Linked DNA regions of Homo sapiens: region 1 is linked to region 2. The links are chromatin loops, found by intact Hi-C in ENCODE. Cell type or tissue: Calu3. All regions are shown on one strand. Each heading gives the region's core, and the rest is flanking DNA. Links, peaks and the distances in the headings are about the cores only. Region 1 overlaps CASR (calcium sensing receptor). Region 2 overlaps CASR (calcium sensing receptor).

The links. Peaks named below come from ENCODE experiments on the same cell type or tissue, not always from the same donor. Only the 100,000 strongest peaks of a DNase experiment are listed, where the experiment ranks them.
Region 1: a loop joins it to region 2, with 3 times the contacts of the local background. A loop is called at or near these places in 1 of 110 quality-filtered maps.

The regions. Positions count from the first base shown.
Region 1 is chr3:122,242,917-122,248,305 of GRCh38, reverse strand. The region is part of intron 1 of CASR (calcium sensing receptor); the gene reads right to left. Among named protein-coding and RNA genes, the nearest start is that of CASR, 62 kb to the right of the region's middle. In Calu3, for the core only: no CTCF peak of the experiment used is centred there; a DNase peak (open chromatin) is centred at 2,625.
Region 2 is chr3:122,185,438-122,190,781 of GRCh38, reverse strand. The region is part of intron 1 of CASR (calcium sensing receptor); the gene reads right to left. Among named protein-coding and RNA genes, the nearest start is that of CASR, 4.4 kb to the right of the region's middle. In Calu3, for the core only: no CTCF peak of the experiment used is centred there; no DNase peak of the experiment used is centred there.

The DNA of each region.
Region 1 (5,389 bases), core at 227-5,226, 58 kb before region 2:
CATCCACAATATGGGTTTCTATACACAGCTGGTGCACATTTGCCAAAGAATTAGGGACTCTTACCTGCCATCACCAATACGGCCATCCCTAGTTCTATATCAGACTTCATTCCTTCTGTACCAAAGCAAGGCACATGTTGTTTTAAAATGAGGGCCCTCTTTCGGCACTGGGGGAAACACAAATTGCCCGGTCACCCTTGGCTGCCTCCCGCAAGCCCAAGCCCGGCTTCTGCTGTCTGCCTGCCAGCTGCACATGGTCTTGCCCTCCATCTCCCTGACAACAGGTGTGACTTTTGGGGAGTCCATGCCTCATTTAGTTCTGGTAATGGCTTAATTGAGTTGGAAAAATGCAAAGACAGGAGCGTAATGAAAAGCAGCTGAGCTGGGTGGGTTCTTGTGAGTCATTGGAAAAAGCTATCAGGGAAGGGAGGGAAAAGGATGAACAAGAGTGGTGAGGAGCAGCACAGGGCACAGAGCAAAGTGGGGAAACAGAAGCCTAGACAAAGCAAAGAAAGGCTGTAAATAGAGGAAGCTGACATTCATTAATGCTGCATCCTGAGCTCCTTGAAGACAGGGCCAGGTCTGTCCCATCCGCGGCCTGGAACATGGAGGGGCTCCATGATGATGGTTGAGTGGGTGCATACTTGTGTGTACTGCCGGCAACATAACAAACTCTGTGTCCACATAGGACTGAGTGAGTTGCTGGCGACATAGCCCACAGGAAGTTAAGAAACTTCTTGTCCTGAACTGTTTCCTTTATGCCTTAAGTCAGCTCTGCTGACGGATGTATGAACACCAACAGAGTTAATGAAATGGTTCATTTGAAAAGCGAAGATATGCAACTCATGTTTTTATAAAGAAAAATGCCAGAGCCTCAAGTCCTACATAAAAGAAACATTTCTGTGGAATAACATCCTGGCGTTGCCTCTCCAAATCATAAGGAACCCTGACTACCCAGGGTGGCATTTTTCAGTATGATGTCCCAAGATGTGTCACCAGGAAGTGTTCTGGGGTAAAACAAGTTTGGGAACTAATGTACACTCTGCCACAGGAGCACATATGCCTCCTTAAAGGCTCTGAGAAGTCCTGCAATAAAGATTATTGCTTATTTTGGTATGGGACACTTTTTTTCTTCCCTGAAGGACACTTTTCATGATGCCGTGAAACATGGGCTTGGAAGGGCTGACTGAGTGGAAAGCATAAAGTCTGTAATCTGAGATTCTCGCATTTGTTTAGGTGTATCTTTGAATGGGGAGATATGTCTGCCCCTCAATGGGCATAGCAGTTTTTGTAATCCCAGGTATGAAATTCCAAAGGGTATTATTGGAAAGAAGGACTCAGGTGGGGTGGGTGACTGCTGATGTAACTTTGAAGTCATTCTCTGGTCAGGCATATGTTTCTGTTCTCCGCTACTCCTGAGGGATGGGTTTCTATTGTACATAGAAAGTTGTACACTGAGCCTTTCCCCATCCACTTGCAACTCTCCTGACCTCACACAGTGTCTTTGTCTGAGGACCACTGGGGACATGTGGTGGTGTGCTTGTAGTCTGGCTTCTAAAAGAAAAACAAGACCTGACTTGTGGTGTATGCTAAATATTCCCACCATGGTCAGTTTCAAGCTACCAATGGTTTAACAACATATTTGTAAAAAATCTGAATATTTAACCATCGGCTCTCAAGCGCCGATAGAAGCCTGTTCTAGCACATCGTGGGGACATCTTTCTAAGCACATGGAAATTCTGGTTTTCTTTGGAAAACCTGGCCAAAATTATTTTATAGGCATTACAAATCTTCTCTCTTCTCCTGTTTCCTTCTTTGAGTGTTAGGAAGCTGTAAGCCAAGTTTGTGGCTCCGCTGTAGCTAAAATAGAAACCAAAAGCATGCATTTTAGTGTTCTAACATTACGTGTGCATTATTTTAAATTCTTGCACATATTTTACCCTGATTTCCTCAACACATTAAACCTTTCATTTTTATTAACAGCAACAGGGATATAAACACGAAAACAAACCAATAAATCTGGATTTTTGCTGTGAGCAATAAGAACTGTCCCCAGTTGAAACTCTCTGTGTAATTAACAGGAAAGGGTCTGGAAAAGTCATTCTTGCTTTATTAATTGAGTGGGTAGACACATCAGGTCATTAATCTAAAATACAGAATTTTAGAGATAGAAGGGACCTGGGAAGTTTATCTGGTTTACACTGAAACGTTCTGACACATGAACGTTTGAATCATTATGGCCAATGTTATCATGAACAGGAGCTGGAATTCACAAATCATTGTAAAACTATGTGAGGTTTAGTAATCAAAGGGCAAGCTTCTTCTTACTGAAAAGGGAAGTAATTTTTTCCCCCCGATTTGTCAGTGCACAGTTTGTCTTTAAAATGTCAGTTTAGGACTTCAGAGGACTAAACTTACTTTCAATTACAGCACAGAATCTATTTATTATGAGAATTCTTTTAGTTTTAATTGGACCGCAGGTGCACAAAATTGGATTAATCATAATCCTTTGTTGGTGATACATCCTCATTATTGGTCCAGACCTGGCCGACTTTTATTTCCTAAGTTATTTTTAATAATTAATCTACCACCTAAAACAAAAAACACCCATAGTAACCTACCGGTGGGTTCCTGTATTACATCCTGTTCTTGTGCCTCTTTTTTTTTTATTATTATACTTTAAGTTCTAGGGTACATTGGCACAACGTGCAGGTTTGTTACACATGTATACATGTGCCATGTTGGCACTAAAGAAGCCATTATCCTCAACCACATGCCTATCATTCCTTGCTTCTCTCCTCACCCCATCCTTTTAAAAACTTCATAAATCATAAGACAGAAAGACTGGTAGGATACACACCGAAATGTTAAGGATGATTAGATCTCATTGATGGAATTCTGGTTTCTTCCCTGTTTTATTTTTTGTTTCTGAAATTTAATAAAATAAACATGTACACTTGGTCCTCCATACATGTGGGTTCTGCAGCCATGGATTCAGTCAACTTCAGATTGAAAATATTTGGAAAAGATGAATGGCTGTATCCGTACTGAACATGTACAGACTTCTTTTCTTGTCATTAGTCCCTAGACAATAGAGTATAACAAGTATTTATGGAGCATTCACGTTATATTAGATATTGTAAGTAATCTAGAGATAATTTAAAATATACAGGAGGATGCGGATAAGTTATAGGCAAATACTATGCCATTTTATATAAGAGACTTGAGCATCTGCAGATTTTGGTATCTGAGGGGGTCCTGAACCAATCCTCCATAGATACACACAGACAAGTACATTACTTTTAAACCAGAAAATATGTGGTAGAATGTTATTAAAACAATGGCTATATGAAGGGACATAAACGTTAAACATGAAAAACATTGCAAAAAAGATTTTACTTAGATTTTACCACCTATTCATACTGTATATCCTTTGAAATATATTTTGAAAACTATGCTTATTGATACTTCTTATCTTCCATCCTATTTGTTATTATCTATTTTTACTCCCTTATCTTTATCTCCCTTATCTTTCTCTCACTCTTAAAATAAAATTTTAATTGAAGCATGATAGACATCAGATATGCACAAATCATACAAGAATTTCCACAATGTAAACATTCATGTAACCAGCATCCAAATCAAAAAACAGAACCAGAACTCCGGAGCCCCCACTCATGCCTCCCTAGAGTCATTACCTTCCCCAAAGATGGCCAGTACTCTGACTTCTACCATCAAAGATGGGATTTTCCTGTTTTTGAACTTTATATAAGTAGAATTATGTAGTATCTGGCTTCTTTTGTCCAACATACTTGCAAGATTCATCTATATTGTATGTAACCATAGTTTGTTTTTTCTCATTATTGTATAGTATTTTCCTATGATTCTACCACACGTTACCTATCCATTCTCCTGCTAATGAACGCTTTGGGGTTTTAATGAACAGTGCTGCTATGAACTTTCTTTTATTAATTTTTAATTTTTGTGGGTACACAGCAGGTATATATATTTCTGGGGTACCTGAGATATTTTGATAAAGGCATGTAATTTGTAATAGTTACATCATGGTAAATGGGGTATCCATCCCCTCAAGCATTTATCTTTTGTGTTACAAACAATCCAATTATTTTCTTTTAGTTATTTAAAAATGTATAATTAAATTATTATTGACTATAGTCATCCCATTATACTATCAAATACTAGGTCTTATTCATTCTTTCTAACTACTTTTTGTACCCATTAACCACCCCTGCTTCCTCCCCACTCCCCGACTACCCTCTCCAGCCTCTGGTAACCATCTTTCTACTCTCAATGTTCATGAGTTCAATTGTTTTAATTTTTAGCTCTCACAAATAAGTTAGAACATGCAAAGTCCATCTTCGTGGCTTACTTCACTTAACATAATGATCTCCAGTTCCATTCATGTTGCTGCAAATGACAGGATCTCATTTTTTTTTTTATGATGGAATAGTACTCCATTGTGTTTATGTAACACATTTTTTGTATCCATTCATCTTTCGATGGACACTTAGGTTGCATCCAAATCTTGGCTTTTGTGAATACTGCTGCAACAAACATGAAAGTGCAGATATCCCTTTGATATACTGATTTCCTTTCTTTGGGGTATATATACCTAGCAGTGGGATTACTGGATTGTATGGTAGCTCTATTTTTAGTTTTTTGAGGGGCCTCCAAACAGTTCTGCATAGTGGTTGTAGTGATTTTTATTCCCACCAACAGCGTATGAGAGTTCCCTTTTCTTCACATCCTTGCCAGCATTCATTATTGCCCGTCTTTTGGATAAAAGCCATTTTAACTGGGGTGAGATGATATCTCACTGTAGTTTTGATTTGCATTACTTTGATGATCAGTGATGTTGAGCACCTTTTCATATTCCTGTTTCATACTCATATGTCTTCTTTTGAGAAAGGTCTATTCAGATCTTTTACCCATTTTAAATCGGATTATTAGATGTTTTTCCTATAGAGCTGTTAGAGCTTGTAATATTCTGGTTATTAATCCCTTGTCAGATGGCTAGTTTGCGAATATTTTCTCACATTCTGTGGGTTGTCTCTTCACTTTGTTGATTGTTTCTTTTGCTGTGCAGAAGGTTTTTAACTGGATGTGGTCCCATTTATCCAGTTTTGCTTTGGCTGCCTGTGCTTCTGGAGTGTTACTCAAGAAATTTTTGCCCACTACAATGTTCTGGAGAGCTTCCCCAGTGTTTTTGTTTAGTAGTTTCATAGTTTGAGGTCTTATATTTAAGTATCTAATCCATTTTGATTTGATTTTTGTATATGGTGAGAGACAGAGGTCTAGTTTCATTCTTCTGCATTTGGATATCCAATTTTCTCAGCACCATTTATTGAAGAGACAGTCTTTTCTCCAA
Region 2 (5,344 bases), core at 345-5,344:
GCTGACTGTTATACCAGTCTATATACTGAGATTTGTTCATTCACTAAGTCACTCATTCATTTGTTCATTCATTCATTCATTCATTGATTCATTCAGCTCCTCCAGTGTACCAGGCACTATGATGGATTCTGGAGTTTCAGTGTTGAATAAGACACGCTGTCTATGCTTGATGAGCTTTAACAACGTGTATTAGCTCATATAAGTCTTTTAACAACCAAAGAGGTAAGTAGTGTTAATTAACTGCAGTTTACAGATAAGGAAAATGGGGCATAGAGAGGTTGGACAACCTGCCCAAGGTCACGAAGCTAGTGAGCTGTCAAACTGAGATACAAGCTCGGGTAGTCTAATTCCTGGCCCTAGGCTATTACCACTGCAGTGTACTGCCTCTCAAAAGATGAGGATGAATGGAAATTGGTTGATAATTGCATGGAGTATAAACTTTACTTGGACTATTTTCATTTTTAAGAGTGTGAAAAGAGAAGATCACCTAGCCTCCTCACTACCTTTCCCCGAATCTCTTAATCGACAAGCACTTAGCACATAAGGGCTCTAACTGGCAGGGGCTTGGGGCACTGGGATGAGTAGACCCAGATCCTGACCCAAAGGAGTGCATGATTGGATGGACTGGAAGCCTGAAGCTGTGGTAGAGAGCCTCAGCCTGAGTGTCACTCCCACCACCATCAGCTGTTTAAGATCAGCTTGCACCCTCCACCCCACTTCTCTTCCTACCCAGTCTCTCTCACAAGGGCTACCAGACTGGAGATCTGGGCACCACAGCTGGCGTCTCTGAGTACACAGTGCCAACTCAACATCTGACATGCAGTTGGGACCCAACTGGTGAACAAAACTAAACTAAAAGCTTATGTCAAATTATAGAATATTTAGAAAAACTATATGAAAGATATGATAATTCTTTCAACCATCAACTTCTGTTAAGAGGAGAAAAGCAAAACTTTGTTCCTAAGGACAAACAATTATTGAGGGGTACAACTGCAATTTCTTTGAGCCTGCTTCTTTCTACCTACATGAAAAACAAAAGATAAACAAAAAATATGCTTAATAGGAACTCTACCAACAGAAAATATGGGAGGAAGAAGTCAAATTACTCAATTTTTCTATTTGTTAGTAATTTTACTTGCATGTGTGTGACAGACTTGTTGAAGGAAGAATGGCTAAAATTAGTTTCCTCTCTGCAGGTATCATATTACCTTTGCCCCCATCATCACTGATAAGCATTCACTGAGGGTGGAGGAAAACAGGTTTCCACCCTGGTTCCCAGGGAAAAAAAATCAATCATAGATGAAAAACACATTAAAACAAATTAATTCAGGTTACTTAACCCAAGAAATCTGCATGCTTCCTGCTTTTTCAATGTGAGGAAAGACCCTGGGGATTAACTGAGCCAAAGGATATCAGCTAGTTAAGCACCCACCATACGCCACACATTGTGTTTAGCACATTTAACTCATTTAAACTTCACAACCGCCCTGTGAAGGAGACATTACCTTAGCTTCACAGATCTCAAAGGAAGGTCCACCACTAAAAACTGAGGCTCAGCTAGGTTAATGTCATGCTGAAGGTCAGAGATAGAAAGCCCACCTTCCACCAAACTAGACTGTCCACGGCAGAGGCTGATCTTGTTTTCCTCATTTCATATTTGACCATCTCACTCATTTGGCTCTGCCTAATTATAATGTTCATTTCTGTGGCTTTGAGTAATAATACAGTTGTTTGAGCAACTGAATCCAAAAGCACACCCTTAATCAGCACTTCCTAGTATCCACCTTTGGTGGAAACAGTAATAAAGCTCTCGGCAGCTTTTCAACAAACACTATCACACATGTCTGTATTGTTTCCTGCCTTATGAATGGATACTGTGGTTACCAAGACTGCATTGCATGATGAAATAGGAACTACCTGAATCCTCTAATTCTCATGGACTTTAATAAAGTCCATGTGGACACCTCAGTTAGTGCTTATTGTATATGAGAAGACATGAGAAAAAGGAGAAAAAAGTGAATCAGGCTGGTGTCAGGCAAGAGTTGAACCAACAGTACCAGGCATGGAGTGAGGGTACATCTGTCACTTCAAGGCAATGACAAATAGGTGAAGTCTAATGTCCACCCACTTTGAACTGAAAGCCTCCCAGAAATAGAGAGAGAGAAAAAGAGAGAGAGAGAAGATGGATATTATATTTGGTATGGATTAACTGATCCTATTTTATGTTCAGACACAGAAATGGTCAAGGGCTCTTCTGAATCAGAGATAGCATTTTTTTTGGTACCGATCATGAAGTTCTCTGTATACAAGCACTTCCCAGATTCCTGATCCCCAGTCCTGGTTGATACTCACTTCTTCTTTTCTATCCCAAGATCACTTGAATGACAGAGTCAAAGGATAACAGACCAGAATCTCAGGCTTCACCTCTTCAAATCCTCTCCCTCACTGACCACATCTAATGAGTAACTTAGTTCTGTGGTGGAGTCTACTTTGACGATATCTCAAGCATTTAGCTAGTTTTCTCCATGGCTGCTGCCATGACCGCCATGGTTCAGGCCATCATTACCATTATCTAAATGGTTATAATGTCTCTAAATATTTACTTTGTTCCAAATGAGCCCCCTTCAACTCAGCATCCACATGCAGCCAGAGTGATTGCAAAAATGCTCACGAGTCACTCCTCTATGTAAAACCCTCCAGCAGCTTCCTTTGCCCTAGAATAAATAATGAATAGCCAACAATTCCTGAGTACATAATCTGTGCATATCTTATCTGAATCTTTGCAGCAATCCTATGAGGAAAGTATTACCTTTATTACCATTAATTACTGTGGCTAAATTACTTAACTGAGGTCCCACAGCTAGAAAGTGGCAGAACCACGACTCAAATCTTTGTTTCTGTGACCCCATCATGCATACTTTAGCCACTTTGCTAGCCTCCCTACCTCTTGGCTCCTTATGCTTCAGCTCCTTGAACCACTTGCAGGTCCTAGAACTTGACATGATGTTTCATGCCTCTGGTTTAGTTGTTGTTAATTGCTTGTTTTTGCACATGAATCTCTCTCCCATTATACCTTCTTCTTTTGTCTACCTGGTGTCACTCCTCATCTTTCAAGATTCAACTCAAGCGTTACCTCCTCCAAGAACCTTTCCCTGACCCTTCCTCCTTTGGTAGAATTGACCACTCCCTTCCCTTATACATGAACGTACCCTGATTATGCTTTAATTGTAATGAACACAATACTACCTGCACATGGATGAGCATGACTCCCTCTCAGACTTCTATGAACTCCTTAAATGTTGGGACTCTGTCCTAGTAATCAGTTTTAATTATACTGTCTAGCACAGCTCTGAGCACATACAAGGTTTACTGTAAACACTGTCGAATGAATAAAAATATTTGTTTGAATGTTAAATATGTTGCTTCAGTGCAATTGGTGATTTTTTTTCTTTACTAAAGAGCTATATATGAATCTTTGAAAAGGATCATGCAGCTTTAGAATAATTGAAAAATTCTGGCATCCTCCCAATTAGAGCAGTGGCTAGGGATGGAAGGAAGATATTACAGCCCACCTGCCACACCTATTTTCACCTAAAGAATCTATTTAGTGATAACATTGAACAGTCAGTGTATAAACCACATTTGGTATCAGGGTTATATATATATTTACCTTATTAATGGGAATATGGATGATTCACATTTGAACTGCAATGCACACATTTTATTGTACACAATAAAATAAGTGGATAAGCATAAAGTTAATTGAAACATTTAATTATAAAGCAAGAATACAGCAATGGCAAACCATGACCAACTGAAGACAATGCAACTGATACTGTGATAACAAAGCATTCTTTCCCAAAGTGCCAAAAATGCCAAGTTGGCACATGTGCTCATGTAGTACAGCAAATGTCACATGGCAGTTAGTCTTCTTAATGACTAGCAGCCAAACACCATTCCTAGTGGATACATTCTGGTCCTACGTAAACAACAAATATATCCTCAACCTTCCTCTCCATCTTTGAATCTTGGCTCAAGGGAGATCTCCTTGAGAAAGGCTTCCCTGGTCTCACAGTTCAGTCTGTATACACCCTCAAAGAACTTCGTTTCTTTCCTTCAGACAGTTTATCTTAGTTTGTAATAACATATAGTCAATATTTATTTTCCTAACAGCTGCCACCCCAAAGCATCTGTAAGCTCCAGGAGAGCAGGGACCTCACCTGGTTTTATATACCAGTTAGTTCCCAGTGACTGGCACATAGCCAGGCACTCTATAAACATTTTGAATGATGAATGATGAATGATTTTTTTACCTCTTACTTACTTATTGCCGTGTTATCTTAAGAATTATATGCAACTCCTCACCAGTCTCAAACTTGTAGTTAACTTCTTCCTCTTCATTATACCCCTACCCTATCACAAGGATCAGTCATTATTTTCTCACCCTCTCCTCCCCACTCTCTTCCACCAAAAAGTCTTAGAAGTGGCAGCTTCTAATCAGCCTGAACTTTCTGACATGGTTGGGATCCAGTTCAAGGTTATGCAATATGAAAAGATAAACAAAATAAAGGAAAAATGTGGAGACTGGAGTACCTATTAGGTGATTTTAAACAATGGACACAGCTCCTAAAGAACCTGCTAATTCAGTAAAAAAGAAAATTTTTAACTAATTTAATTTCAACCACTCTGTTTTATCATAGAGACAAAAACTGGTTGATTTGCTGATTTTTTTTTTTCACTTACTATGTTTTGGTCTAGCATAGAAGTCTTGGAACAGAGCTGACTGTGCTGTATTGGCAGGAAGTAACTCGCATGTGTGGTCTCTTAGAAATTATATGGAGACTGTTCCCAAATGACAGGGCTCTGTGCTTGAGGAGTCTTCTCTACTCAAGGGTCTTGGCCTGCTTCTTCCTTCCTACTTCCCCTCCAACTTCTCCTACATCTTCCCCTCCCCTTTTGTCCACCACAAAGCTTTGTCCCTCAGCCCCTTCATTGGACACCTGGGAGGCAGGTATAAAGCACCCGCTCTCCCAGGTTCCTACAGAGGAAAAATCCTAGGCATGCCAGTTAGGGAATCCTGGAGTGGAGATGGGAAAAGCAACAGCAAGGTGTGACTGATGAAGTTCTGTTTTAAGGAATAGGAACTACTGTGGTGTTAAGTTCTGGAAATCCAGAGCATTTCAGAAAACAGCCTGCATTATTTCTCTCAGTAACAGACTACCTAAACTGCACTTGGAAGATCCAGTTTAAGGGGAAAGATAAGTGTGTTTAGAACTTGACATGGACTCTTCCCCAATGTGCCTTTTCTTCAAATCTCTGGGATAATTGAAGCAAGTAAACGAAA